Regions from separate parts of the Mus musculus genome. Here region 2 is linked to region 1. Evidence: chromatin loops called from intact Hi-C (ENCODE). Cell type or tissue: left cerebral cortex. All regions are shown on one strand. Each heading gives the region's core, and the rest is flanking DNA. Links, peaks and the distances in the headings are about the cores only. Region 1 holds the start of Ahnak (AHNAK nucleoprotein (desmoyokin)). Region 2 overlaps Asrgl1 (asparaginase like 1).

Evidence for each region. A loop is a pair of places that touch in the nucleus more often than their neighbours do. Peaks named below come from ENCODE experiments on the same cell type or tissue, not always from the same donor. Only the 100,000 strongest peaks of a DNase experiment are listed, where the experiment ranks them.
Region 2: it touches region 1 in a loop (4-fold over the local background); 4 of 42 quality-filtered maps call a loop at or near these places.

What each region holds. Positions count from the first base shown.
Region 1 is chr19:8,984,218-8,999,900 of GRCm38, reverse strand. Ahnak (AHNAK nucleoprotein (desmoyokin)) reads right to left here and starts at 10,617. Exons shown (of 5, transcript NM_009643.2): 1 at 10,472-10,617; 2 at 129-239. In left cerebral cortex, for the core only: a CTCF peak has its summit at 6,882 (motif pointing left); DNase peaks (open chromatin) are centred at 6,876 and 9,291; H3K4me3 peaks cover 325 bases; H3K27ac peaks cover 1,413 bases.
Region 2 is chr19:9,103,615-9,119,297 of GRCm38, reverse strand. It overlaps Asrgl1 (asparaginase like 1), which reads left to right. Exons shown (of 7, transcript NM_025610.3): 3 at 1-110; 4 at 612-769; 5 at 2,678-2,796; 6 at 5,004-5,114; 7 at 6,090-7,579. The coding sequence ends at 6,298. Among named protein-coding and RNA genes, the nearest start is that of Gm41805, 12 kb to the right of the region's middle. In left cerebral cortex, for the core only: a CTCF peak has its summit at 8,843 (motif pointing right); DNase peaks (open chromatin) are centred at 7,028 and 8,853.

The DNA of each region.
Region 1 (15,683 bases), core at 4,475-9,474:
ACACAATAAAGACAGAAAGGGGGAAACCTGCCCTTCGATCCACCCATGGCACAGGTCCAAATGGTACACCAAGTGTCCAGCATGCCCGATCCTATCCTCCATTCCTCTGCACCATTCCACTTACTAACCTTTGCAGGACTCTGCTCAGGAGCAAACGCCTTGCCAGGAGCCCGCCCCTCCTTCTTCTCTTTCTGTATCGGTCTCTCTCTCTCTTTCTTTGCGAATCTTGGTCACACAACCTAGGAAAAATTTCACCATGATATTCACCCCCATCCTCTCAAAACTCAGTGAGCTACCACCCAAATGACAGATGAATACTGAACCCCAGGGCAGGCCAAAACTCTGGTCCCCACTACACTTAGTAACTACATGACTCTGAAGCCCATTGCTACAGAAAATGAGGTTAAAGGAAAGTGGAATAGGTTTCTAACATCTGCGTCCTCCCAGCTATCGGACTCCTGCCAAGGACACTTAACCTCTCTGAACCTATGTTTCTTTGTCTGTGAACATGGAAATAGTAAGAGTTCCATGCAGACTGATGAAATATAAGACAGCAGCAGCTCCACGAAGGCTCCACAAAACGCTCATGTTCATCAGTCTCTAGAATAACTGGTCCTACAGTCACAAGCAGAGGCTGAGACTCTGAAAAGCCCATTTGCCTGGAGTGCACATAAAGAGGGTGATGACACATATATTTCTACGGGTCTTTCCGCTATGCCAACTTCAGTCTATACCTCTTCACTCATGTGAGACTGTTCTCTAAGCATGGATGGTGGCATCCACCCCAGTGACAGTGACTCAGCTTACTATCTGTAGCCAGGCCCCCAGGACCAAAAGGACCCCTTACCCGCTGGAAGTTCCATAGCCATGCTCCTGGTAGTGGCCTAGACAAAGACAATCCCATCCCCACTAGGTTCCCAAAGCCAAAAGCCTTGCTTGGGCCCCTAGTTAGTCAAGGCAATATGGATGCCCACAGTGGACCCTAAGATAGACACTATAGGTGAAGGTGTTCCTCCTTGCCATAGGATGAGCTATCGGCTGCAGAGGTGCCCTGGGAAAGCACCCAGCAGAATGGTGAATATGGCAATGAGCTACAGCCACCCACACAAAATACCACTGGCAGTCGTCTAAAAGCATACCTGTGAAATTGTGTGAAGGACTCTATAAATTGTGGTGAGCCTCGCCCAAAGCCCCACCCTGAAACTGTTTACATCCAGAAATTAGTCAACCAATCATAAATACATGTATCCCGATCACCTCCTGCATGTCCGAGTCTATACTAGATGCTGCAAAGGAAATCAGCCCAGCCCAGCACTTAATTGTACACTGCATGAGGTCGTTACCTCCCAACACTCATGCATCCTCTAGACCTTTATTAAACGCACTCCCTATGCCAGATATGGAAATTTAAAACACTTGAGTCCCATCTCCATACAAATGATAAACAAGGGACTCTGGGTGTGGCTAACTGGGCTCCACAATGTTCCAGAAGTCTTAAGAGGCATCTCGGGGAATGAAATATAAATGAGGCTTCCAAGGTGCTGGAGCGAACCTCCAGGATGGAACAGTAGCCTTTAGAAACCCATGGCACTCAGCAGGTCCAGTCTCAGGCAGAAACCAACAAAAGATAAACACACACAAACCAAAACCAAAACAAACAAACAAACAAACATCCAACAACCTAGATCACCACACCTGTTCTCAAACTTGACAAACTCATAAACACAGTGTTTATCATGGGCCTACTTAACAACACAGGTGCTGGCTAGAGAGTAAGAGAAAACAAGAGAGAAGCCTGCTGGTGCAGGTTTGAGCTAGGGAAACACCCCCTCCCTTCCCAGCAGGCAAAAGAGGCTACTTTAAGAGTAAAGCCACACTGACTCTTTGCAACTTGAAACTGGCACTGGCTTGTCTGCCCTACCCTGGACCAACACTGAGAAGCCAGACTAGAAGTCAGAATCCCAGCAGAAACAGGAAAGTAAAAGTCTCAAGCTCAAACACCTAAGAACTGAAGCCACCCACCCTTCAAGTTTCCTAGTCCCCGCCTTCCTCCTTGTGCAGGGCCCCTTGCTCTGCCAAACATCCTGGTGCTGAGCCAGCAGAGGAGAAAGAGAGCCAGCTCACTCTCACCCACATGGTGGCCCCACCCTGCCTCCTTCCACAGTGAGTCACTGCAGTCTGCAGCAACAGCTCCAGACATGCATAGGGTCACGCCTAGAGCCTAGTCAATGCAATACCTCCTAGGCCAGGCACCCAAGTACACTTCCCACAGTTTTCCTTCTCCCGATTGAGCCCTGGAACAAGGGTCCTTAGATGCCGAAAGCACTGAGGACCAACCTGGACTTGCTGTATGTGTCACTCAGTAGGTTAATGAGCGAAGTTGAAAGAGGTTGAAAAGCTCTCAACCACAGCAAAAAGGAACCACCGGACTCATGCCACAGGTTGGCCCTACCCAAGTGGGTCTGCCAAGCACCTGTCTACTGTGCCACTGGCCAAGAAGGACTCCCTTCTCAACATGCATGGTCCTGAAAGCCATGGTGACGCATACGAGAGATGGGAGGCCATGGTGGCAACAAACTTTGTTTTCTGCATCTGGGCAGCAGCTCTTGGTCTGTCCTCCACTAATGGAGCCTGTAGCCAGCCCAGATGTTCCTCCCTCTCCTCCCATAAAGGTTAAGTCGGGCCTCCAGGTAAATCAAAAAGATCTTTGAAGGTTGGGAGAATTCTTCACAATTCAGTCACTCATCACAAGCCTTTGGGGCTTGAAAAGAGTCAAATGTGAGCTGCTACCATGGTAGCCACATGTAGCTGTTTAAATTTAAATGGATTAGCCTAGCATGGTAGTACACACCTATAATCTCATCACTCAAGAGGGAAAGCCAGGAGATCAAGAGTTTAAGGGTGGCCTGAACTACAGCACAAGTTCAGTGCCAGCCTGGGCTACATGAGCGCCTGTCTCCAAAAGCCAAAACTAAAATCATTTTAGGCAAGTAATTAAATTACCATGGTTACACACACACACTACATGGGGAAAAGAAGATGAGAAATAACTCAGTGGTAAAGAATGCTTGCTGCTCTTCCCCAGAACCTGAGTTCAGCGCCCAGCAGCCAAGTCAGTTGACTCACAACCACCTACAACTCCAGCTCCAGGGAATCCCACGCCCTCTAGCTTCCATGTATCCCTCTACATATGTGGCGCACACTCACAGGCTTACACGTATATACATAAATTACCATGTAAACTCATTTTAACTGTGTGTGTTTGTATATATGTGCATATGTGTACGTGACTGCAAGTTCCCCTGAGGCCAGGAATGTTGAGTTCCCTTGGCGCTGGAATTAGAGGTGGTTGTTAGAGGCTCAACATGGGTCCCAAACTTGGGTCCTCTAAAAGAATAGTACTCACTCTTAACCACCAAGCCATCTCTCTAGCCCTGTGGGGTCTTTTGTTTTGGTCTTTAGCTTTTTGAGACAGGGACTCATATTGTCCAAGCTGACCTCAGCTTTGTAGCTGAGAACTTCTTGATCCTCATGCCTCCAACCTTCCCAGTTCTGAGGTTACAAAGGTATTCTGCTATGCCTGGCTCAAAGTTAAAAATGTAATACCATTACAGTCACATTACAGGTGCCTAACAGTCACTGCCATATTTAGACAGCAAGGGTATGCAAAATCTCCCCTCCAGTAGCATCCTAGAGGACAGCATGGCCGCTGCTCACATACAGGGAAAGGAAGATACACAGAGGCTAGAATAGGAAGGGTTAGACCTAGAGAATTCAGGTCTGCTAGCTCCAGTCCTATGACCCAATAGAGATGAACATGTTATCCTTTGTGATGAGAAGAGGCAGGATTGCCGTGGAGAACCCCTAAGGCAGAGGGTTGCTTGGGGAACACAGGACTGAGGTAGTGAGAATGCTCTAAGTAAAAAACCAGAAAGGACTCAGAGATAGAGCATGATTCTGCCCAAATGTCATAACAGAATGCCCCTTCTGTAATTCAAAATCACAAAATATATATATATATATATATGCAGCAAAAACATATGTGCCTGCTACAACAGGGGCTGTAGTGAGCGGATCCAGAGGACTTCCAAAAGCAGACGACAGTCCTGGCAACAGACAGTCCTGGCAACAGACAGTCCCGGCAACAGGGGCCTCCAGAAGACCATTCTCTCCCCTCTGTCCTCCGAGAACTGGGCCGTTCTCTCTTCCCCACAGGTGAGAGCTCAGGGCAATTGCTGCTGCAGCGACAGACAACCACTGTATGTGTCAAGATGACAGGATCTCTCATTCTCTCCTCTCTCTCTCTCTATCTCTCTCTCTCTTCTCTGTCTGCTAAGCCAAGCCCTAGAACCTCAATGGCTGAATAGGCCTGTACCAGAAGGACACAAGGAGTGGATCTGCATAATACTCAGGGAAGAAAAAAGTCCTCCGCCTACGTCAGGGAGGGCCTTAGTAACTGAACCTTCCATCCTCCTGCACCCACATGCTCTAACTAACCTGCCATACACACGAGGCCAGGGACACGGAGTTTCCATCCCAAGAACATAATGACTCATAGCTAGGATTAGAGATCTCCACCAGAGGGAAAGCTCTGACACTCCTAACCAGGTGAGGGGTTGGATAGTCAGAGAGACACACCCGGAAGGACGATAGATATGCTGTCATAAACACTCCCCAAAGGGAAAGAGAGAGCTGAACACTGACCTGCCATCAGTAGTTAAGCGAAGGAGTTCTAAGATCTCTCAGACACTGAGCCAACAATCAAGCAGCGTTCACTAGCCAGTACCAGGTCCCTGACACATATACAGCAGAGGACTGCCTGGTCTGGCCTCAGTGAGAGAAGATGCACTTAACCCTCAAGAGACTTAAGGCCCCAGGGAGTGGGGAGGCCTGACAGGGTGGGGAGTGGGGAAGGGTGGAGGACATCCTCTTGAAGACTGGAGAGGAGGAATGGGATGAGGAACTGTTAGAGGACGAGGACGGGCCTGGAGGAGGATAACAACTGGATTGTAAAAAAAGATTAAAGATAATTAAAAAAAATTCTCACCAAGAAAAAAAGAAGAGAGAGAGAAGGAATTCTGCAGAACCGTGCCTGCCAGGACTGTGCCACTGTTATCCCTTTCTTAGGGTCTCATCTCGTGTACAAGCACTCCCACAGGGGTGAATTAACATCATTATTTTAGGACTATGGAGACTAGCCCCAATCTAACAGTCTTCATCCAAGCAAAGAGATCAAGACGCAAATATACATATAGGATGAGACACATGGGAAACCACAGAGAAACACCCATAAGGCAAACAAACACCCAGAAGCAAGTCCTGTGCTGGAGCAGGAGAGAATGAGCCAGAGGGAAGCACCCACCAGAAGAGGGCAAGAAGCCTTGCTCCTGCATTCCACCAGCCTCATGACGACCCTACCTAGGCAGAGTTGTAGGTACCCCGGGCCCAGCATTTAAGGAACCTTTATTCTGGGTCTCTTTGAGACTGTGTCTCCAAGAGGCAGGAATCCTAAGATTTTCAAACGCTTGAACTCTCCAGAGCCTAACTCTGGATCTCTCTTGGGCCAACGTGGAAGACAAGAGATGCTTTTCTCTCTAGCACTCAACCTGAGTGGGATCAACAGAACCCACATGGTAGAAGAGAACTGATGCCTGCAAGTTGTCCTAAAAACATTTATACATGTGCCAAAGCATGAGGATGCACACACATGCGTACACACATGCACACACACACAGACACACACACAAAGCATTTATAACAAAACAAGAAAAACAACAAACATTTAGCAGAGACAGACATAATGGTGCACACTTAAAATCCTAGTACTTAAGAGGCTGAGCCAGGAGGATCACTGCAAGTTCCAGGCCCTCCTAGGCTATATAGTGAGTTCAAGGATAGCCTTGACTACATGAGATCCTGTCAGAAACAATCAAAAAAACGTTATAGGAGTAAACCTCATGTCTCATGTCACCTAGAATCCTCAGGAGGCTAAGACAAGAATATCTAAACTTTTAGGCAAATGAGGCTACTTAAGTAGAGGATGGGACAGGGAACTTTCCACTTATGGGAGGGAAAGATCAAAGAGAATTAATTAAACCAACAAGACCCAGATGACCTGGATATTGGAGGGATATTCAGAGAAAGACATAAGGGGGAAACACACACACACACACACACACACTACACACGTGCAGAAGCTCACAGAGACCCTTGTCAATTCCATCTCCCACCTTTCCCAGCGTAGGCAGTCCTCTTGGTAAGCTTTATGGCTCACAGCGGGTATCTGCCACCTGTCCACCTGGTACTCAGATCCCAGGGTGTGCACCTTCCACTGTGTCTGTCCTTCGAGCGTCAGCCATGCCACCACAACTACCAGAAGGACGTTTCACCAGCCTCCTTTAGCATCCCCCTCCCCAGCATGCTGGGTTTTGCTCATTGACTTCTAGGACAGCCATAATCAGGACCATAACTGCTTCTTGGTTTCCAACTCCTTCTCTCGACTCGGGCCACACACGTTTCCCCACAACTCTTTAGAACAAGTGGCAAGCCCTAAAGCTCTAAATTCTCACTTCCAGCAGGAAGGGAGAGTCCCTCTCCCTCCCCTAGCTAAGGGGCCCTCCACCTCTCCTAGTGACAGAGACTGAAGACAGCATTGTATTACCCAGTGGAAACTTCCCCATCAGGGCACAACACCAAGGAAAAATTGGCCTTAGACAGAACTTCTGAGATTAAAACACCAACTCTAAGGGCAGTGTCCTATGGTTGGGGAACCTGAGGGAGAAGTTTGTTGTTGCCTTGTGGGGTAGATTACAGTTTAGACTATACCCTGTGCCCCACCCAGCTCCCTAGTAAGTGCTGCATGTTCGCCCCCCAGTGGTCAAGCCATGTAGCAAAAAGACTCAGAGCCAGGTCTTCAAATGATGGCTGCAATGCTCCCTCCCACTCCCAGCCTAGCCAGGACACGTAGCCAGGATCAGCTCCAGGCACTTCCCCTTCCCCCAGAACCTCCGCTCCAGGCCCCAGGGACCAGGCAGGATGCCGCTCCCTGACAGGCCGTATGCAATGCTTTGCCCAGCTCAACCTCCATGTGTGGGGACTATACTCCCAAGACTGCCCTATCCTCCTTGAGGGCCTCTAGGTCATGGCCTGGACCTGTGCAGGACAAAGGAGCTCACTTGAGTCCATAAGTGCAGTCTCCATACACTGACATGGAACTTGTACCCCAGAGTAGTCAATCAGTCACTGCCTCTGCCCTCCAAGTCCCGGGAGGATAACAGAGGTGACATATCCAGGTTTACCACAGTGTGAGGACCCCATGAACAGGACATCCTCTCACAGGCAATAACACCAACTTCACTGAAAGTGAACAATGACTCCTGTAATGCAAACAGTGACGGGCCCAAGACCAATTATTTGAGCTTTAGCACCAACGGAAACTGGGGCTAGGAAAGAGAAAGGGGGAGCTTCGTCAAAGTACACAGACATTTCCGCAGAAACATTGCCACAACAACCCCCGTTCGGACACTTTTTGGACACACTCAGACATGGACGATACTATGATCAAGAAGGCTTTGGAAGCCGGCCAGATGATCCAATGGTCAACTCAAGGAATTGCAAGTTCCTGGGAGCCCTGGCTGAAGCCTGAAGGGGCCCAGGTGTATTGCACATTCTAAATTGGCAGCCACCTCCCTTCCTCTAACCCAAGTGAATATAAGCACGTGGTCAGCCCAGCCCCAAGGAGAGAAACTTGGGGGTGTCCAGGCAAAGATCCCTTCAGAAGTCGGACTAGCTCTCCCAGTTTGCTTCTCTTGTCTGTCTCCAGGCAGTTCCCAAGTTCTGAAAAAGGTAGTGACCACACCCCAGTGCCCAACACATCCTCCACTCCCACAGCTTTACCCCAACCCCTCAAACCAGCTCCTCAGGCTCAGAGTGGTGTGCTCTGCCAGAACCCGACAGACAGTTCCAAGTGGAGCGTAAGGCCTGTAGGGCTCTGAACCTCTAAGCAGAGCCTCTCTAGGCCTGAAGTGAGCTCCCCGGTCTACTCTTTCTCTCTCTTGTCCTTTTCTGGACTTGGAGCTGTGGAGTGCTAGGCCAAGACCCTCAGGGTATCACTGCTGACTTCCAAACCATTAGCACTAAGTCTTGGATGACTCACGTGCCTGTCTCTCTGAATGTCCTGGTTCTCTTCACAATGTCCCTTTGCATAATCTCTTAGGGACAAGAGCTTTAGAAAGGAGTTCAGACATCTTCCAGATGTCATCCCTACGCCCCCCTCCAGTCCTTTACTAGATCAGCTCCCTTGTTCCCAGTTCCTTTCCCACACTCCCCTTGCCCCATAACTCAGCTCAGGCCGAGGAAGTGGCCCTTAAATGAGGGGTTCCCTTCTACTGCACAATCTGCACACTCTACAGACCAGATACAGGCCTGCCCTCCCCCACACCCCCATAGTTTTTCAAGAAAAGGAAGCTACTAGTTCATTCAGCTTGGGAAAAGGAAAAGAGACCCACCCTACCCCCAGAGACTTCCCTAATAGGGCAGGACCAAAACAGTTCTACTCACCTAAGCCATTCTCAGTGTGGGGAGAGGCCCTAAACATTGCCCACATTGCCCATAGCATCTTCCTGTGTGCCCTCCCCTCTCCCAGTCACCTATGAGGACAGTATCATTGATATGAGGACATGAATCATTGGATCTTGTGAATTCATCCCATCTAGTATACGTTAGGTACAGTAAGATGGTTCCTGCCATTGCTAAAGTTTAAGGGCAAACTGTTTCAAAACCATTTGTTGGGAGTCCTTTTTCTCCTGGGAATTCCAGGTCACTTTCCAAGGATCCCCCACCCCCATCCCCCCAACTACCTCCAGAAGCTTTTCTGCAAATCCCCTCCACAGAACAGGGACATTGAGACAAGTACCCCTGGACACGTGTGTCCTCAGAGACAGCCTAGGGCCACACCCTGCCAAACCAGGGTGCCAACCCAGACATCATGCGCACAATCTTCTGTGGTCACATTGTGCAGAAGTGACAATAGAGTGAGCAGGCAAGCACACACACACACACACACACACACACACACACACACACACACATACCAGGGACACTACGTTGTCAAGGCTCCACTCCATTTGACTTGTAGGATATCCCCGGGTCACCCCAAGAGTCTTCAGTGCTCATCGCCATGTACAGCTAGCCCTGATGTCAACCCAACGCCACCAAGGTTCTGCGTCCCCCAAATCTGCCTCGGCACTGAAAGGGGCTCCAGCCAGAGGAGGCCCAGGCTCCCGCACACTGCACATCCCCTCCCTGCATGGGAAAGCCTTACATAACACAGCTCTCTGCACACACCCTAAGCATGTTGCCTTTCCAACCCCACAGTAGGATCTTGCCCCCCGCCCTCTCCGCTGGCGCGCACTGCAAAAGTGAAGGGTTCCAAAGGAGAGCAGGGAAGTCCTTCACCTACGCCCTGCGCTCCGGCCCCCACCGCCTACACACGGCCTCTTTCCCCCTCCGCTTTGCCCCTCACCCCCACCCCCACCCCCGAATTCTGGTTTGAATTAGTCACCGGCTCCAACCACTACATTCCTCAGGCTGCTGGAATCCAGCCAGGCGCTGGGGCGGGGGCCATCCCGCCCGGACGAGTTTGGGAGTGGGGTGGGGTGGGGAGAAAGCACCGCCCCTAGAAGGAGCAAGGGAGGTTCTGGGGACTGTGTCGATTGCACAGCCCCCTCCCCGCCCACCCAGCGCAGGAATCTCCCTAATTATGTCCCCCACCCCCCCTCCCACTCCCACCCATCCCACAGGGAGGCACGCTGCAAACTTCCAGGCTCCGACGCCCTGGAGAAAGAAGGGAGTTTTCTGGATCTGGAAACACAGAGGGGCAAGACTAGGGCGGGGCAGTTGAAGGGGAGCTGTTAAAGTCGCCGCTAGGAGCCAGAAAGGGAGAGGCTGGTGGTACAGAGCAGGGTGGGGCCGAGGGGAATCCGGACGCGAAGTTCGAGATGGAGGTGTGGGGAGCCGCGAAAGACAGCAGAGGGGGCACGCGGTGCAGGGGCGCGGGAGGGGCGATGGGGCTCTTGGAAACTTCTCCAGTAAACATGGTATAGGAACCAAGTAGCGCTCTGAGCCGCCGCCCCAAAGAGATGGAATCGGTCAGGGACCACCAGATCAGGAACGCCCTGCACTGCAGTTGGAACGACAATACATCCGCGGGAAAAAACTAAAAGCGCAGCAAAGCACACTTCGAAGCGATTTTCTAACTTAGTTAAACTTGGCCCCAACTCCGGAGAAAGAGCTTTACTCCCGAAGCGTGACGCGTCGCCTGCCCCGGCGGCCGCAAGCGGCCAGGTTTGCTCCCAACAGTCGGAACCCTCGTAGTGACACTACCGCAAATGCACCTTGTCCGAGTCCCTCTCTCCCCTGGTCGCCCGAACCCTGGCCCCACACCTTACCGCCCAGCGCTCCGCTTCCCTACCTGCGGGCTCAGCCCCAGGACGCAGCCATAGCCGGCGAAGGGCCCGAGGTCGCAGTGCTGACTGCTGGCGACGGCGAGCCCCAGTCGGGGCGGGTCTGGCAGGGCGGACAGTGCAGTCCCCGCGGCAGAGCTGCTCCAAGTGGCCGGGCCCCCGTGCGCGGAGGCGGCTCTTGTAACTCGGGCGGGTCTGCCCGGAGCTGTGGGGAGAGGGCGGGGCCGGGCGGGGCCCGAATAGGGCAAGGACCCGAGAGCACGACTAACACTGAAGCCACCCTGGAATGGGCCGGTGAAGGGAGAAGGTTGAGGGGGCTCAGGGACGAGGAGGCGTCGCCTTTTCCCCTCCCCTATCCCATCTATTGCTCCTGTCCCGGCTCTGGATCTTCCCACCCCATTTTAAACAGTGTGTGTGTGTTCACCGGCAAGAAATTCCTGGAAGCACGCAGGGGCACAGATTCACAGTCGGAATCCAGAGTCAACCTAGTCTGCAGAAGAGCCAAGAAGCTCAGATGATTCAACCTCGACCTCCAGCCTCCACACAGACCTTTGAGCTTTCTCTCAAGCTCAGATACATTAATCCCAGGCCCCAGCCTCCTCTCCCAGTTCCCAGGCTTCTTGCAGCCTCGCCCCGTTCCTCGCCTTCAGGCTCTCTCCTCTTCTACAAAACACACTGACTCTAAGACTTAGATCCGACCCCTAGGAATGGAGTCACCTATGCACCACACCACGGTGCTGTTCTTCATTGCAGCGACACCAGTCAGGCCTGCAGCTGTTGGACGCACCATGGAACAACTCACTCTCTCCTGTAAACTCTGTCCCCCATGCCTTTTGGGTATTTTATTTGGGGGAGGGAGCACAGACTGTGTAGCCCGGCCATCACAGAACTGGCTAGAACTGACAGCCTTACAGATTCCCCTGCCTCTGCCACCCTGGGACTAAAGGCATGAACCACTATGCCCCAGTAAGCTTGAGGAACCCAAGATCCAGCACTTTCTTTGCATTCCCAGGCCTTCTGCGCCTCTCACAGCTCCTCCCCCATATTTCCATTTGCAAGTTGCTCCGCTCCCCAATTTACAGCCATTTCCCACAGCCACTTCTAACTCTATGTGGATTTTATTAAATGCTTAATGATGGGGTTGCAGAGATGTTCTGGCTGCATCCCCCCTCCGCACCTCCCTTTTTCTCCTTCCCTATTGAGTTCTACCCTCTCTGGCAGGTGGCTACCCAGCTGCCCACTCCAGTTTCCCTTCCTTCCCAAATGCCCCAAGAGGCCTCAAGCTGGAGAACTGAGACCTTGGCCTGAGGCAGGAGCACCTTCGCTCCAAGATCATGAGTGGGCTGGGGCTGAGACCAGCCCTGCCCTGTCCTCTGAAATGGCAAACATGTTTGCAGGCTAAAAATATCAGCCAAGTCTGCTGCCAGCCCTGGGGGCTGTGTCCAGGTCCAGTTACCACACAGGGTACAGGCGATGGGGGGAGGGAGACAACAGAAGGGAGTGACAGAGAACAGACACAGATGTAATGGACACACCAGGGTGGAGAGAAATGTAGGTAGAAATTCAGACAGGCATGGACATGTAAAGACAGGCAAAGCAGAGACTTGGCTACTAACATTCCTCTCTCTCTCTCTCTCTCTCTCTCTCTCTCTTTCTCTGCCCCTCCTCAAACCCACTAGACATCACAAACACACTGTCAATTGGCTTAACAGCCCCCCCCCTCCAAATCTACTCCCTTCCCAGCACACTCCCTACGGTGAACTCAGTAAGTTCCAGGCCACCCAGAGATACCAAGTGAGGATCAGGCCAAAACACATTTCAAAAAATAAAACTCAAGAGCCAGTCATGTTTTTTTTTTCCTTTTACTTAGTGTGCATGATCATGTGGAGGCCATGGGACTTGTGAGGGTCTCTTCTCTCTTTCCACTGGGATCAAAGAGGTCATGAGGTTTGGTGGCAACTACCTGAACAAGTCATCCCCTAGCCCACAGTCCTGATTTACTGAACCAGGGTCTTACAGTGTAACCCAGGCTGTTCTGGAATTCACGATATAGGTTTGGTTGTCCTCAAATGACAACAATTCTGCCTTAGCCTCTCAAATGCTGAGATTACAAGTCTTCACCATATCAAGACATTTTATTTCACGGGGCATGGTGGCGCACGCCTTTAATCTCAGAACTGGGGAGGCAGAGGCAGGCAGATTTCTGAGTTCAAGGCCAGCCTGGTCTACAGAGTGAGTTCCAGGACAGCCAGGACTATACAGAGAAACCATCTCGAAAAAAAAAAAAAAAAAAAGAGGACATTTTATTTTATTCATTTTAGATGGGTACTCATACACTTATTGAGCCAGAAATGGTGATACATACCTTTAATCTCAGCACTCAAGAGGCAATGATTGGCAAACTTTGAATTTGAGGCCAGCCTGGGCTACATAGTAAGACCCTGTCTACACATAAATAGCGTTTATTTCACCTCTTAAATATAGACCAAGAATAAAATGAAGTACTCTGCAATCCTACTAGCTAGGTAATCCCTGTTGACATTAAATCAATGCCTCCGTAATGGGTCAGGGCATTTGGTAGGTGTTTTGTATGAGTAATAGGAATTTCTCTTATGTGAAAAATGAACACTGTACAATTGAGCTTCATCCCGGTCCTTGAAATTTAAGCACTATAGAGAGGCAGAACCATAAAAAGCAAACTTCTGCCTAGTGTGGTTATCACTCTGAGGCTGTCTGACCGAGACACCTAGGAGTCAGGGTCATCTGTGACCTTGGCTACATAAGAGTTTAAAGTAAGCCTGGACTACATAATGCCTTGTCTCAAAAAAATGTAAATTTCTCCCTTTTTCTCTACCCACTCTCCCCCCAAAAGTCACCAGTTAATCAATTACCAACAGAGTAGGTGGCAGAGGCAAGAGGCTCTCTAAGTTTGAGGACAGCCTGGTCTACAGAGTGAGTCCGGGACAGCTGATGCTAACACAGAGAAACTTTGTGTGTGGGGTGTGGGAACTTTGTGCATGGGGTGGGGGATGGGGTCTTCATTTTATTTTTTGAAAGAACAAGTTTCCTGATGCATGTTCAAGTGGAAATTGATTTATTCCTAGGCTTTCAGGAAGGTGACTATGATGTGATGCAAGCCCAAAGACACAGGGTATCTGCAAGGTGCATTCCAGGCAGGAGTGTTAGAGGAAGGAGGCTGGCACAGGAGAGTAAGAAGGAAATGAAGAGATGCGGGCACCAGGCACCTCAACTTTGCCGCACTCTGCATCTCCAAGAGGGACAGCTTCCTGGGCTCTGAGCCAATTGTATCTGCCCCAGTGTTTGTTCTGGCCACCCTCTTGGTCAACAGGGAAGAAGGCAGGAGGACATGGCTGGCTTTTGGAGCTACAGAACAGGGATTTCTGTCCAGACGCTTCATTCAGGGTTAAGGATGTCAAGATTGCCTGGTCAGGGCATGGTCTGGGAACTGGCTCCTGTCCAAGTCTAGGCTAAGAGAACAGAGAAAGGATAACGTCCATCCTTAAAATCCTTGAAGATCATGATCGTGCAATTGGAACCAGACATGAAGTTTCCTAATCAGCCCAGAGGAAGGGGTTGTTTTCAAGTTTTCAGACAGGTGTGATGCTGGTTCCATGACTGCGAATCTAAGTGCTCAATGGAGTGAGGCAGGAGGATCACCAAGTTCCAGGCCAGCCTAGATTATATAGTTCTAAGCCAGCCTGTGCTACAAAGTGAGACCTTTGCTTCAGAGAATCACACATAACAATTTTTTCAGTGTTCTAAGTGGAAATTCTAGTCCATCCCCATCCCACGCCACCCCTCCTTATCTCACCCCTACCATGATGCCCACTGTATGTGATTCTGCAGCAGATTTTCACAGGTTAGCTCACTTAGTTCTCACATACCCTGAGAAGGAGGTCCTCGATAAGGAAACAGCCTCAGAGGGGTTGCTGATTTACCTTAAGTCACACAGCTGGCAAAGGAAAGATTCTCACTCACATCTACACTCCTTAAAGGGATTTCCCTCTGCATGTGCTCTAGGTGGGTGGGTGGGAGGCACTGGCAGGCATTCAGCAATCGCTCAAAACCAAGAGTTATTTATTGTAATGCTAGGGTTCAAAGCCAGGGTCTCATCCATGCTAGGCAAACACTCCACCACTAAGATAGATTCCCCAGCCCTCAGTGGCATGTTAATTTACTGAATGCTTTCTTAATATAACTGGATCCAAAAACCCTTGCTCCTTATACAAATGTCTTGCCTCTCTCGAGAGCCTTCTCTAGACTGTCAGCCCCTAGGGAACAATTCCTCTACTTACAGATCTTTGTTGCAGCTGCACAAACATTATTATCCATCCAACACTGGGCCCAAGGACTTGTCAGTAGGTAACAGGGAACTCAGCAGGATGGAATCCCTGCCCTTCAGGTACTTAGCCCAGAAGGAATGGCTCAGAACCCTTTACCTTGTCTTCTCAGTTCCTTGCCAGAAAATGTTCCTGTTCAGAAAATGCAAAGCTGTCTGTTTTCTGCTACCCCACACCCACTACCAGATGCAGGAGCAAGCGTCTCTCTCAAACGCACACACTTTAGAATGGCCTGGGTTCAGGTCAGCTGTAGGAGGGGCACTGCATCACCCTTCGGAGGTGCCCCACACCAGTCATCCCGATTCACAAAGCAAGCTACATGAGCTCCAGGACTCATCACTGGGATAACCCAGCTTCCAGGAATGACGCTCCTACCCTGGGGGGGATTCCCTGAAATGAAGGAGTCATGAGTATGTGTGTGATGAACCTTAGGCTCCTAGGTTGCCAAGCAACACGGTTATGTTTTGTTCCTATTATGCCTGTTTCCATAGTAACCACAAAGGGGAGCTCTGTGGATGGGCCGCCTGCCAGGGGATTCCCCTTCCCCTCCCTTCTTGCCACAGTCCCTTTTTCTGAAACCAGTACATTAAAGAAAAAAAAAAAAAAACCCAACAGCTTTTTAAGTGTGATCCTAGAAAGGAAGTCAAAGTGTGCTGTCTGCAATTTAGAAACATGCTCCTTCCCCTATTGAAGGTCCTTTTGGACAACACCCTTAAACACTGAAAAATGACTGGCAACCCTTCTGAGTTCCACACAGGGTTCTCCCAGTGCCCACTTCCACCCGCCAAGCCCCACCCAGCACTAGGAGACCCTGTTAAGCAGGCCCTTCTCCATTAACTCTAAGCTCTTCTATCCTATC
Region 2 (15,683 bases), core at 6,065-11,064, 120 kb before region 1:
TTGAGATGGATGCTAGTATCATGGATGGGAAGGACCTGTCTGCAGGTGCAGTGTCTGCCGTGCGCTGTATCGCAAATCCCGTTAAACTTGCACGGCTTGTTATGGAAAAGGTACGTGTGCCGGAAGCAGTGCTTCCTGAGAAACTGCCACTGCTAGACTTCTGAGTGAACAGGCCAGACTGTGAACAGTGCTGGAGATCGCTGTTCTAAACACAAACGTAATGCCACTGGAGTCAACCATGGCTTTGGTCCTGTTAAGACTAGCTGGGTGACACATGCTGACTTTGTTATCTCCTGGCCTTCTTAGACAGGCTGGGGACACAGCTCAGTGACAGATCACCTACCTAGGGCTCACCAAGTCTCTGAGGTTGACCACCAACACGGAGAAAAAAAAGGGGGAGGATCCAGTTCAATTTTCACTTTGGGGCCCTTCCTTTTAACACTAGAAATATAATAGCTATTTCCACTCCATAGAACAGGTATATATGTATTTTTTAAGTAAAAAGAAATGCAAATATATATTATATACGTGTGTGTGTGTGTGTGTGTGTGTGTGTGTGTGTGTGTTAAAAAAAAATGCAACCTTTTCTGTCCCTTCCTACCCTGGCTTAGACACCTCATTGCTTTCTGACTGGCCATGGTGCAGAGAAATTTGCAGAAGACATGGGGATTCCACAGGTCCCTGTAGAAAAACTGATAACTGAGAGAACCAAGAAGCACCTGGAGAAAGAGAAGCTTGAGAAGGGAGCACAGAATGCTGACTGCCCTAAGTAAGTTCCAGACGACACCCAGACTTTTGCAGTTAGAACAGCTGGACAGCTTGGCAGTGTCCCCTCACCTGTATTCCCTAAGGAACTGAAACTCTGTGGGAGGAGGGCAACTCTTCTTAACCTTAACTTTGCCCTGACTTAGACCTCCTATATGGATAAGAGGTCAGTCTGACAGGGCTCCTCTCTGGCACAATTCAGCAGAATATTGCTAGACAGGCTTGGAGGCGCACACACACACACATGATTTCAGCCATGAGGAGGCAGAGAGAGAGAGAGAGGGAGGAGAGAGAGAGAGAGCAGGTTTCAAGACAGCCTGAACTGTAGAGTGAGACCCTAGCTCAAAAACATAATAATAATTCAGTAGGGTACAGGAGCTCACAATGGCATAGAATTCAGTCTTGTAATACTACTGAGTCCCTAATTTACCAGACACCAATGTTCAAATAACCTAGGTAGAGTATATATATATATATATATATATATATTCAGATAAATATACATACATACACACACATATGCATTATATACATATATTTATGTATATACACACACACATACGTGTGTGTGTGTGTGTGTGTGTGTGTGTGTGTGTGTGTGTGTGTTTCCCTTTCCTAGAGAATCAGTTTTGCTGGGTCTGAGGAAAAGAGGCCAGGCAGGTATAATACGAAAGTCTCTGAGATAATAATCTGATGCCTTTCCAGATTATGAGATTGGAGATAGTAACACACTATTATTCTTCTACTTGCTCTGAAATAGGATTTTGCTATATACCCAGGCTAAGCCTGGAATTTGCCTGGAATTTTCCTCCTCCTCAGTTTCCCAGATCCTAGGACTTAAGGCTTTTATTTCTGTAGACTGCAGTCAGGGAGTGAGGCTGCTGGATCAGCGCCTTGTGCTTATTTTTAAAGCTGGTTCCTATTGCTTTCTAAAGTTGTGTATGAGCTGGGGGTTCAGTGGTAGAGTGCATGCTTAGTGCGTGCATAAAGCCCTGGGCCCGATGCCCAGCACTAAACAAAAGACGCCTCTAATCATACAGCGGCACCAGCCAGTACTGCTCTTAGGTGTAAATAAGTGGCTTTCCCTGGATCCTGCAACTTAGAGAGGTCAGGAAAGTTAATTATAGAATGCATGGGTCACCTTTGGCACTCAGAATTGGCTCAGCATGACTGATAACCCTGGCCTCTGTTCCTCTCACTAACACTGTGCAGTCTCCAGAAAGAAAAGGCTTTTTTGCCTCTCTCAGCCCAAAGACTGGCTGTGCACCTGACACCATCAGAAATGAATACTTTTGGGTAATGTGGAAAGATACAAACAGCAGGACTTAGGTAAGGGGGGGCGGGGGTTACATAAAAAGTAACTTTTAGAATACTTAGACCATGAAGCACTTACATCATGTTCCCTTGAAGTGGCAACAGTCCACTTCTTTGCCTCCACCTTATAAAAGTAGCCAGTGAATTAGGGCCATCTCTGAAAGGGTTAAATTTGCCCATGTGTCCATCTCAATAAGAAGCACTTAAGCTGTTTAATTTTTTCTGGTAGCTACAACAAACGTAAAAGAAACATTTAAAATGAGTAAATTTTTGTGATAGGGTCTCACTGTGTAGCCTTAACTAGCTTGGAACTCATTCTGTATACCAAGCCAACCTCAGACTCAGAGATCCACCTGCCTCTGCCTCTGCCTCTGCCTCTGCCTCTGCCTCTCCCTCCTGACAGCTGGGAAGGATGTATTCTTTAAGGTAGAAATGTAAAGAGCCATGTAGAAATCTGCCTGCTAGTGACATGTAAAGTAAGAAACATTGTTTTCTTGAGTCCAGAATCTTAACATATAATATGGTACATAAGGGACAGTGTTGCTTAGGGGCTGTTTCTCATCTTCATTACCTTCCCTTTTCTGCTTATTTTTGACAGAAACTCAGGAACTGTGGGTGCTGTTGCCTTGGACTGCAGAGGAAACTTGGCTTACGCAACCTCTACTGGGGGGATTGTCAATAAAATGGTTGGCCGAGTTGGAGACTCGCCTTGCATAGGTAGGACTAAGAGGTAGATCATGCTCCTCCCTTGCCCTTCATGTCATCAGATTCACACCCTTTCCTGTGTCACTTCCTCTGCCCTCGTGGTGACAGCTTCTAGGAGTGGCATTTGGGTTGGAAGAGGGTTGTTGGGGACCACTGCTCTGAGGTATTGACTTCTAATAGGCACATCAGTTTCCCATGGATTACATTTTGGGGACATCTTGGGAGAGGAAGTGAAAGAGAGGATGCTAAAGTTGTCCCAGGCTGCTGCAGCCATACCTGTCTTCTCTGTAGCCTCAGCTTCAGGGTCCTCAGACTCACTTGCAGAGCCTAAATATAAATACATAGTGCCTCTCCCCAGACATGGCTCACATTAACAATGTAAAAACAAACAACTGAAAACTTGGGCTAGAGTGATGACTTGGGGGAAATATTTGCTGTGCACATATATGGCCCTGAGTTCGGATCCCCAGCACCCATGTAAACGCCTCGTGCAGCACTGGGCATCTGTAACCCAACCCTGGGAGAGGCAGAAATGAGTGGACCATCATAGCTTGCTAGCCAGCTAGTGTAGCTAAACAAGCCAACTCCAGGCTCAGTGAAAGACCATCTCTCCAAAAACTAAAGATGCTGGAAATATATCTTTCCTCTCCACATGCACCCTGCACACACACACACACACACACACACACACACACACACACACACAGAGAGACACACAGAGGGAGGTGGAGCTGAGAATATTTACAGGTACTACATATGAGTAACACACTCCTACAGACTGATATGGCCCTCATATCAACATCAAGCACAAAGCAAGAAGCAGCATGCAGTAGGAGTGCATCTTTTGCTCTGTAGATTTGCACTTTCTTGTAGGACTTCCCACAGACCCCTTCAGCTGAATGACATTTCAAGAAAAGCTAACTTGTCCATCTGCCCAAAGGAAAAGCTTATACTTTTAGCAGAAAACTTGACTTTTTATATATGTTGTGCTACTCTTAGTGATAATTTACACTCTTGGCAACTCTTTGTACCCTGTACAGTAATGGTCTTGAAGAAAATTCTTGGAGCCTCTTTAAAAATCAGAGACCTGCCTGTTGAGGTGGTGTGGCACTCGGAGGCAGAGGTCTGACTCTTATGAAACACTCACCTTTTTTCTCCTTAGCAAAATCCCTGCCAAAATATGGCTGCTCAGTAGTACAGCCTACACCCAGCTGGGATCTGACCAGGCCCCAGAGCCAGGTGGGGTCAGAGCCTAGGAATTAGGTTCAGGCTTTGTGAGTTCTCATGGTACAGTATTGAGAAGAGAAAAAAAATCTATGGCCTGAATTCCCAGAAGCCCCTACATTGATTGTGGGTACCAAATGTGCTTATCTTGACCTTTCTGATAAGCATTCCCCAGGAAAGGTCACCTGTCCTAGTGCGTTCCATAGGTGACACTAGGTACACAGTAACATCTCCTCTGCAGTGCAGTTACCACCCTGAAAAATGGGGGTGCCCACCCCAGGAAGCATGGGTCACCCAGGCCTTTCATTACTCTAACGGAACTGCAAAGAAAATGAAGTCCTGGCTGCTTCCAAATAGTAGGGCCTTATTGATGCTAGTTCACCACAGAGCAACAGCTTGAAGGGTAAAGCCACCTTCTATTTAAGACTTTGTAATCCTTACCTAGCCTCAATTCTCCCAAAATCAGAACAATGGAGTTACCTGCTTTCAAACAGCCTGCGAAACAATAACACTCAGCTGAGAGCTGCCCTTCTAAGACCTTCCCCCAATACCCAGCATTGTTAAATAAGGCAAATGTCAATATGATGCTTCTACACCAATTAGAACAGGGTAAAGGTGAAGCCTGCCAGGCTGTGGGACTCAGACTGGTGGCTCTGTGTGAACAGATCAGGAATGATGGAGAGATGACTGTAGGATTGCTTAGTCTAAGACTACAGGAGAAATATCAAAGTCACTTTGGCACCAGATCCTGTTATATGGATATATATGTTATATGGATAGACCAGAACTTCAACAGATAGAATTGCTTTTAAGTCACCATGGTGTTCATAGAGGTTTGTTTACAGGTATGCTTTTGTACACTTGTGCATCACCAGATCATGAATATGGCTCTGATCTGTCCAGACCTCTAAGATATAATATTGTGAAACATAAGCCTTGTGTTTCACTTTTTGACTGTTGTTGCTCAGTTATAACCAATCACCTTTTTTGAGCAGGAGCTGGAGGTTACGCAGATAATAACCTTGGAGCCGTTTCAACCACAGGACATGGGGAAAGTATCCTGAAGGTGAATCTGGCCAGACTTGCCCTCTTCCATGTAGAGCAAGGTATGTAGGCTATGAAACAAGTGCATAGCTAGTGAAGACAAGTAGATAGATGGTATTTGACCGCTGCCAGGGTAGGGTATGGAAACGCACTTGTCACAGACACTGCCCCAAGGTTGTTCACATTCCTAACACCTGGTAGGTTCTGGACTCAACCTTTAAAATGCTGTTCTGGAATACTGTTCTCTGAGCTCAGGAAATGTCTCTGTATGTAAGAGTACTTGCTGAACAATCATGAGTTCAAACCCCAAGGACATATTAAAAAGTATAGCTGTGCGGGTGCCTATAGCTACCTCAGCACTGTGGAGGTAGAGACAGGAGGATCACCTGGATTTGCTGGGTGACAGTATGTGGGGAAGGGGTGGGAGGAGCAGCAAGTTCCAGGTTCAGTGAGAAACCCTGTCTCGAGGGCTGAAAGCAGAACAGGATGGGGTGGGGCATGTGGTGTCCTGGCTTTATGCATGTGTGTGAGCATACACATGAGCACATACCCAATTCCTGTCTGCTGTTCTCTTTCACATCATAGAAGACAAAGCCATAGAGACCATGGTCAATCCTTGACCATGGATGTAAGAGGGAAGATGCCTCTGTCCCAGTAAGGAGCTGAAGCATGCAAATTGTATTGCTTTGCTGGTCAGTGTGAACAGATACCTGTCAAGAAGCCCCTTAAGGAGGTTAGTTTGGTCCACAGTGTGAGGGAGTATGGTCCTTCATGATGGAGAAGGCACAGTGGCGGGCAGCTTCATGGCAGGGGAATGCACAGGAGTTACTTGCTCATATCTCAGTGGACCAGGAAACAGACAGTACAGGGGGCAGGGCTGGTCCCTACCCACTTCCCCAGAAGCCCTGTTTCTCCAGTGAAGCCCATTCATATCTCACAGTGTCCCAAAGCAGTGGCATAGCTGGGTCCAGGTATCCAAACATGGGAGCCTCTGAAAATTATCAGGGCTGTTTTTCAATCTCTCCTTTTCTTCTCAGGAAAGACCGTAGAGGAGGCTGCTCAGTTGGCATTGGATTACATGAAGTCAAAACTCAAAGGTCTAGGTGGCCTCATCTTGGTCAACAAAACAGGAGACTGGGTGGCAAAGTGGACCTCTGCCTCCATGCCCTGGGCAGCGGTGAAGAATGGCAAGCTGCAGGCCGGCATTGACCTCTGTGAGACCAGGACAAGGGACCTACCTTGCTAGCCTGGACGTGAAGCTGAGCTACCTGGTGTGAAGACCTAACTTAATCAATTAGATGTAGACATGGAAAACTTACGCAGTCTGTCCCTCCTTTTGTTGCCTTGATCAGTAAATCAATGAATGCTTGGTTGAGGGTCGGGTTCTGAAGCGATGAGAGATGCCTGCCTGTATTAAGACCAGGGAAAATGGAAGCCTTGAGGAGCCTACATCTCCATCATGTAAGGCTAGAAAGGAGGTGTTAGATTTTGACCCACGGAACTGCCTCTGAGCTATAGAAGTGCCATTTGGATTGGGAGAATGGCACTTTGCAGAGGCTAGGCTAGGGGAGTGTGGGAAGAAGGACTGAAAAAAAAAAGTGTAAGAAAGACCCAGGTCCAGGTGAAGCTCAAAATGTTACAGAGTTCATTCTTAGTCACAGGAACACTGGACAAGATGTTCAAGAAGGTTCTCTTTGTCTGTGAGGGGGGAGTGGATCTTTATCCAAAAAGCTCAAACTTCTCCAACACATATCTGGGCACTTGAAGAGTCTCCCTTGCTGCCCGAGCTGTAGACTATTGGAGTTTCTTAATGTCTGGGATTTTTCTTGGCTCCCAAAAGCCAGCCCCACCTGAACCAGCCCCAGTTGTCCTCATTGGGGCTTGATAGGGCACATGACATTTCCAGCCTCTCCAACAGCGGGGGTGGCAGATGGCTGGAGAGATGACACCGTGAGTCACTAAGGAGTAGCTGCCAGCGCTTTAGGACAGTCCCAAGCGCAGTGAATCAAATGTTCAGGGTGGTGAGCATGACGCAGAAAGCAGTCTCCTCGGTGGAGAGCACTCTGTGCACCTGTCAGCACTCAGGAAATGGCATGTCTGCCGTGATGTGTCTGCTCAGCTTCTTAGTCTAGCAGGGATCCCCTTCTCTCTGGGAAGAAACTGATTACCTTTAACGTGCCACTAATAAAATTTATTTTTTGAAAGAAAAGAGTGTGGTTAGGTGTCACTTTGACCAAGACCAGAACAGATACAAGCTCCCTTCTTGGTCCTTTAGCGCAGGCAGATATAATAGTTGAGAGGACCTTTTGCAGAAATGTAAGTGTGGCAGTATATCCTGCCTCGTGGAGTTTAGTAGGGAGTGTTTTAGAGCATTGAACTTTCTCTGAGTGTGTTAAGGCATTTCCAAGTCTCAGCCAGACTCATGGCTGTCTCCCAACACGTTGCTCAAGTTCATAGTGTGTCCTGACCCCAGACCCTCTTGTGAGCCTGTATCTGCCCTGCATTAAAGAGAGTGCTGAGGAGTCTGAGAACTGAGCTTGAAGCTGCCTCTCCTCACTTCCCAGAGGATCCTGGGAACATTAGCTTTGGAGAATTTCTCATCTATGAAAACCCTCTAGAACTCTGAAGATTAAATGAAAGTGAAGAAAAACTTAGGGTATCATAAGGATCCTCTGGACAAATTCAAAAATGATAACCAGTCCCCAGTGTGAGAACAATTATGCATTTAGAAACTTGAAAGCCTCGTATGCCGCAGCTGCTGATTCTCGGAAAGCATATTGTTAAGAGGTGTGTTTGTTTGTTTGTTTGCTTGCTTGCTTGCTTGCTTGCTTGCTTGCTTGCTTGCTAGCGCTGCCCCAGTAAGATGCTTCAGGCTGGGTGACTTAATTTTCAGAAATATGTTCTCTCAGTTCTAGACACTGGAAATCCAACATCAACAAATGGGGGTTTTGCTTGTTTCTGGTTCTTTGACTGGTTTGTTGGTTGGTTGGTTGGTTGGTTGGTTGGTTGGTTGGTTGGTTGGTGGGGGCTTTGGAGAATATTGTTGCTTTGTTAGGGTTTTTGTTTTTTGTTTTGTTTTGTTTGTAATGGAATCTTTCTGTATAGCACAATCTGACCTTTAACTTCTCAATCCTTCAGCCTCAGCCTCCTAAGTGCTGAGATTGTAGGCCTATAGACATGCACCATCCTGCCTGGTGAGAGGTTTTTAGAACACAAAGAGCCCTCCTCTTGTACTCACATGAATTTGGATTTCCCCAGCCCCACGGCATCCTTATTTTAAGTTCATTCCTCCTTTGGTGATCCTGTCCCCAAATGTAGTCATATTCTGAGTTACTGAGGAAGAGGCTTGAGATCTGCCCTGTGAACCAGAGAAGGTAAGAGTAGACGAAGCAGCAGCCATGGTAGGGCTGAAGAGAGAAGAGACCCTTTGGAGAAAATAACAGTCCCTAGATATTCGGAGGGAAAGGGGATGGGAGCAGAGAAGCAAGTGGAAGGTCTTATCTTGAAGTTGTCCATTTTACCATGCACAAGAGAGGTAGCCCTGGTTAGCAGACCTGTAGGTACTCTGCTCTGACTTCTTGGACTGAGCAGCGTGGTCCTGGGGTACCTGATGGTCCACCCCTTTGTAAAATCCCAGTGTGTGTTTTCTAGTGAAATCCATAAGTATTTCACTAGAAATGGAAGACCACCATTGAGACCACAAATAGTTCTCGTTATTATCTCATGTGTTACTAACTAGCAAATAACTGTCCAAGAAAAAATGACCACCAGTTGTATGAGCACCTCTACACCACAAGAGGGCAGCAAACTACAATATATAGGCAGCTTATAGGCACCCAAGAGGAGTCTGGCCTATACAGCATCTGAAACTGACAGGGTTCCTCATCACAACCCTCCTTTCCACCCAACACTACAATTTATTTTAAAGCAGAGCTGTACAATACCCAGGCCTGCTACTGGTCATCAGGGTTCAAGGGTCAAACTGTCCTGGCCCCTGCCTTTAGTCATATCTTTCAGCTACAAAGACAGGTAAATTGCCATTTGGTCACTACAAGCCAAAATGGTAGGATAATTAGAACCAAAAGACGAGAACCTAGGCAACTGTACAACAAGAGACATGGAAGCCAGCCCTCTCCCAGGTAAGAGAGGGCCTCTACCTTGTAGCTGCTGCTCAGAAAATGGTTTAATTTGTGTTTTCAAATAAGCTCTCTGCACTTGGGAGGCAGAGGCAGGTGAATTTCTGGGTTCAAGGCCAGCCTGGTCTACAGAGTGAGTTCCAGGACAGCCAGGACTGCACAGAGAAACCCTGTCTCGGGAAAACAAAAAACAAAACAAAACAAAACAAAAAATAAATAAATAAATAAATAAATAAACTCTCTGACTTGCTCCTTGTCACAGCGGGGAAAGTGGGGTATGCATCCCTGTCATCAGAGATGGAGGGTGAGGGAGGCTGGATGGGGTTACCCCTCCCAGACCTCCCGTCTGTCAACATTGCACAAAATCCTCACAGTGTTTAGATTCTGTAGCTATTCTGGGGCAACAGGGAGCTACCCCCACAAACCACAGGTGTCCTGCTCCCTGAGAGGAGTGAGGGCCAGCAGAAATCAGAGGCAACCCAGGTCAGGAATGGAGCAGGGAGGATGTTTGGGCCATCAACAGGACTGGGACAGGTGGGTGTGGTTTATGGGTGTCATTTGTGTGACTCCTTCCACAGCTTAAATGCCACATTCAGACATCCAGGGAGAGTTGAGCCATAGTGAGTTCTGTGTCCCAAGGAGTCAGAAATGTGAAAAGAAAACTCAGGCATCCAGACCTTTGGCAGGGGTGGGAGTGTGGAGCTAAAGAGAGTCCCTCGGGGCATGTTAAATGTGTTTATGTCAACTTCCCCATTCACAAGTCCTGTGGCCCCCAGCCAGATGTCATCCAGATCTAGGGGCAGCCCAAAAGCATTCTGGGTCAGAGGTTGGGAAAACCAACATATCCTAATAACTTTATCCTTCAAATTCTGCTTTTCATCAACCCAATATTAAAATGAAATTGGGTTTTCAGAACCAAAGCTCCTGACTTCTGTACAGAGTCTAGAAAGTAACATGATTAGATTGATAAATAAAACAAGTGTGGATGAGAACTTAACATCATCTCAGATTTAACATCTACTATGCTCTTACCGGCACTTTGTAGATTCTATACAGAACTCAGGAACTTGGGTTCTGAGGTTATAATTTGGTGCCAAGAAGAAAAGAGGTTGGAGGCAGGTACAATGACACACAGCTATATTCCCAGCACTTGGTAAAGCAGGAGGCTCTGGAGTTTCAGGGGTGACCTCAGCCATATAAGGAGTTTGAGGCCAGCCTGGGCTATATGAGACCCTGTCAAATAAAAACAATAGTTTGAGTCTTCTCATCCTAGAAGGCTCAATAGTCACCACTTAGTACCTAGGGCAGGTCCCCAATGCTTTTTTTTTATGCAGGGTGATCTGTCTGCCTGCATATCTACATGCCAGAAGAGGGCATCGGCTCCCTTTATAGATGGTCATAGGCCACCACTATCTGGTTGCTGAGAATTGAACTCAGGACCTCTGGAAGGATTTTTAATTATTTTTCTTTTAATATAAGGAGTGCTCTGTCTGCATGTATACCTACATGCCAGAAGGGGACAGGTCCTGGATTCTCAAAGGTCAGCAGTCTTTCATTAAGTATTTTTAAGAGAAAAATGACCTGCAACAAAGTAGCTGCTTGAAAAATGGCTCAGAGGGGAAAAGCTTGATGTTCAAGCAAGAAGTCCTGAGTTCTTATCTCTCCGGCACCTGTGTAAAAAAAATCCATGGGTTGTGTTACAGACATGTAATGCCAAACCTGGGAAGCAGAAACAAAAAAGGTCCCAAGGGCCTCTGGCAACCAGTCTAGCCAAAATGTCAATCTCTGTGTTCAATGAGAGACCCTGCCTCAAAAATCAAGATGGAAAGTAATAGGGAAGGGTCCTCAGCATCGACCTACACACTTATCCTACAGTTCTCCCAAAATGAGACCAGACATGCTAAAGTGTGTGTGTGTGTGTGTGTGTGTGTGTGTGTAACTTTTTAAAACTTGTATGTGTTTGAATGGTTTGCAAGTGTGTATGTATTCACATCACATGTGCCTGCTGCCCACATGAGTCAGAAAAGAATTTTAGTTACACCATTTTGGAGGGGCCCTGGAAACTGAACCCAGATTTTCTGCAAGAGAAGCCTGTGCTCTTAACCACTGAGCCATCTTTCCAGCCCCATGAAACTCTCTTAGTCAATATTCTCTACCTTTCCATGTCAGTAAACTGTCATATAATATTCTGTCCTCATTCAACTATGCCCATCTTTCCTTACAATGGGGCTATCTATTTTCACCACCTTTCTTTTCTAGGGTGACAGACGTGTATAGAATCCTGTGCCCGTGGTGTGATACTTTCTCCACTGGTCAGGTTCCTCAGATGGTTGGGAGAGATTCGTGACTGAAGACCACAGCCCAGGGATACTTGCTGGCTGTGTGCCAAGTAGACTATTGCCAATAGACATGCCAGCTCCTGAGCATTTCTGGACCGTGACCTAAACCTGAGCAACACTGGGCCATGACATGGGCCCTAGGCAGAAGACTGGACAGGGAACTATGGGCTGTGCCAAAGCACAGGCCCCACCCAGAGTTTGGCTAGGGTGAGAAGAGCAGGTGAGACTAGGTTCACCCTGTGCTGCTCACAGGAAAGGGCTTGCCCACCCCCTTCCTGCCCAGGTCACTTCCCCTCCTACAAAGGGTCTGTTTGTTGTTCTTCCTAACTCCTCTTACCTCCAACCTTTCCCAGGGCCCCCCTCTTCCCAACACAATAGCCAGGCCACCCCAGTGTATCAAAGTCAAAGGGCATTTTCAGAAGTGTTTACAAACCAGTGCAGCTGTACACCTCTCACTGCAAACCCAAGAGTATTTACCTTGGGCTAAGGATCTGTGGTTCTGCTGACCTTCCAGTACAGCCTAGCACTCCCTGCCCCATGCAGATCCCCAGGGACTGGAACTTCTGAACCCCCGGCCTTCCAGTCAGAAACCAAGTATTTAATCTTAAAAGCAAGAAAGAAGAGGGCCAAGTTTTCCTTCCTCCGGGCTTGTCCAGGCCCCTCCTCTGCACCCACTGAGTGAGGTGTGGGCCCCACATACCTTTGGGCTGACTTCATCCTGATCCAGCCTGTCTGTCCTGAGCCTCCCCAGTCCTGGCCATTTCATCTTTATCTCTAACATAGATCATGCAGATATCACACCACAGATGCCTCATGACTAAAACGTGTGCTACTTTCCCAAGCCCTTTCCCACCCTGTCCCTGTGGTAGTACAAATTCCAACATATTTGCTGTCTGCTCTCAACATATTTGTTGTTCTACCCAGAAAGGGTCGGGACCTTGGGTGGGGCACTGTCACTTGGGTAAAGCCACCTCTTCCTGCCCCCATCTCTGCCTCCAGGTTCCCAACAGAGTTGGAACTTGAAAATGTGCTGCAGAAACTGGCTGCTTGGCCTGTGGGGGCAGTTCCTCTGCTTTCAAACTTGCAGAGGAATAGACCCATGTCCTGACCAACTTTTCAGTGGACCCCTGGCAAGGGCTTCACTGTGTTTGACAAAAGTGATGTCAGCCCTGGTTCCTATCTATAACCACCATGGCTATTGCTCTACCACCTCCCCACATGGCCAGCCCCAGCCCCAGCCCCAGCCTCCACAGGGACGTCCATGCCAGGGAAGGGGCCAGTGCAAAACAACCCAGCCGCTCTAACACTCAGCAGACATCCTGCGCCTCACCAGGGCAATTCTCAGAACACTGTGCAGTCAGCCTCAGGAGAGCTGCCTAGCTCAGAGGCCTGGCACACACGGGACCAGACCTTCAGACCCTTTAGTGCTGTTAGGGCTCTGAGGCTGCACCACACACAAGCCAGCTTCTGAGTCCACCTCTGTTTCAAGGCTTCCTGGGAGTCACATGGGAGGCAGCTGTGTCCAAGCCTCAGAGAAGCAGCCTGAGGAATGAGGAAACCCCACCTTCTTTCTTGGAATCTGTGCTTCTCAGCCGGTCTGTCACTAGACCTCCCAGGATCCTCACTCTGAAAGACCGAAGACTGGTAGTACCCTCTCCAGTGCTGTAATGGCCAATTACTTACTGCATGGGAAATCCCTAGATACCACGCAGCATGTGTTAGTCATTATTATATATTATCATCCCAAACCACACCAACCAGACCACCCTTTGTTTTCCAATCCCCTTCCATGCTTCAAGGTTATCAGCCTGCATCTTTACCATGGGCCGCTGGCTGTGTAGTGTGGTCCAGAACTCAGAAGGCTGAGGCAGGGAGGCTCAGGCCATCCTCAAGTACAGAGTAAGAATCGCGTCTATATAGACAAACAAATAACTAAATAAGCCACTGCTCTGTGGCCTCAGAAGTTAACATGGACTATTTTGACCCTTCCCTTAAGCTGGCAGGGACTCTGCTGTTCCCTGCATGGGTGTCCACACAAAGGAGAATATCGGATTCATATTCTATGGTTTAGGGAACATTTTCACTTCTGGTTCTACAATATGGAGTAGACAGGGCATTAACCATCACTCTTTAGTTCTAAATGAGCCCTACCAGGCAGAGCACAGTTGAAGTCAGGGATAGAGACCTAGCATCTAACACACAGGATAACTGCACAGTGGAGACTTGCACCCCAGCTCTGCCTGATTCTAATCCCCATTTGTTTAAATTTTTTCCCCTCAGCAACAAGCTTGGTCACAATCACTTAAGTGTATCCTCCTTCAAAAAAGAAGTTCAGATGTCAGAAGAATTAGAGACAGTCACACAATGAAAAGCAGATGTCCTGCCCCTTGTCCCTGGAGCAGCTCCCAGGAAAGGGAGGAAAACTGGCTGATGGGTGGCCCCTGCAGCCACCCCACCCATGAGCTCAGCTCCTGGCACGTAGTTCTTCTTCATGAAGAAGTGGGCCTCCTGGGCCCAGAAGAGACAGACACACGAAGAGCTGGGGCCAGACCACAAGGCTGCTCACTCTGGGGGTCAGAATAAGGAGTGTCCAAGGCCGGCCAGCCATATTTTCACTAACTCTATCCTTAACTACCCTGGAAGGCAGATGCTATGCCTGTTTTTCACATGAGAAGTCTTTCTTTGGTTCTTTTCTGAGGTAGGGCCTCACTGGGTAGCCCTGGCTTACATGGAACTCACTATTATGTAGACCAGGGTGGCCTCCAATTCACAATGGTCTCTCTGCCCCGTCCCTGCCCCTGCCTCGGCTGCTACCTCCCAAGGGCTAGGATTACAGGTACACACCACCACACCCAGCTATGTGGCTTTCCAAACTAACAATCAGGAATACAAGAATATGAACATGGCCTGTCGGACTCCACAGTCGGGCCAACCTACAAATGTGATCTCCACTTTGTGACTTTTACCTCTGGTACTCTGGTCAAACCAGAATGAAGCTGTTTTCAGAGCAGAAGCTACACATTCCTTGCTGTAGCTGAGTGTCCAACTCACAGGGGCAGGATTCCCTTACTCATCCGGGTCTTTAGGGACCCAACCACTATAAAGGCTCTAAGATAGAATTACCAGAAAGGCCAGGGCCTTGGGGAGGAAGACAGAGCAAGCAAGGCTCATTAGGATGGTAGTTGGGTAGCAAGAAGGTAAAGGCAAAATAGGGAGCAGGCACAAGACATGACTGAGGGCCCTGTTTCAGGGCCCCAGGTAAGCAAGACCCCTCTGGAGGGCTGTTTCTGTAACTGACATGACCACCTCCATGACAGGGAAGGCCTGGGGTTTTTAGTTCAGAGCAACCCAAGCAAGGGAGGCAGAGGCTGAACCCAAGCCTATGTCTCCTGGTGGTGTGTAGGATCTAAGTTCCTAAACTCCAGGAGAGGCACTGCTCTCATTTAACAAACCACAGCCACAGCCACCAAGCAGGAACAGTGCAATCGAACTCCACCCAAGCCAACCCTCCCTCCATCTGGTGCCCAGAGCACAGCACAAGTTTCTAAAAGACTCGGGGAGCTGAGCAGCACAAGTGCCTGGCTTTGCCTTCACACCCAGAACCACCCTAATGTCCCCAGGAGCCACTGTGGTTTCTCTTGTGTGTCCTGCCCACCGAACTGTAAACCCTCATCCTTTTACCCATGATGCTGCTCTCTACCCAACAGTACACGTTGACCCAACAGACTTTGTCTAACAACTTGAGTCTCCTTCCTGGAAATCACTCCATTATCATTAGCATCTGACCCCAGCAGCAATACCAAACTTGATACTTGTCTCCATCTTAACAATCATACAGTGAATAAAGGAACAGTAGAGAGATGGAGATGCAGCTCTGTTAGTAGAGTGCTGGCTTAGCGTGGGTGGATGAGGCCCTGGGTACAATCTCTATCACCAAATAACCCAGAGCTAGTAATGCACATCTATAATACCAGCAATTTGAGAGGTGGGGACAGAAAAGTCAGCATTCAACGTCATCCTCAAGTTCAAGGCTTGGGATACCTGAGGCTATGTGGAGGTGGGAAGGGTATGCCCTGCAAGATGGCTGAAGACAAGGATGGTGCTTTCTGTGCCAGCATGGTAAGCTGGGATAGATCTCTGGAACCCCTAAATAATG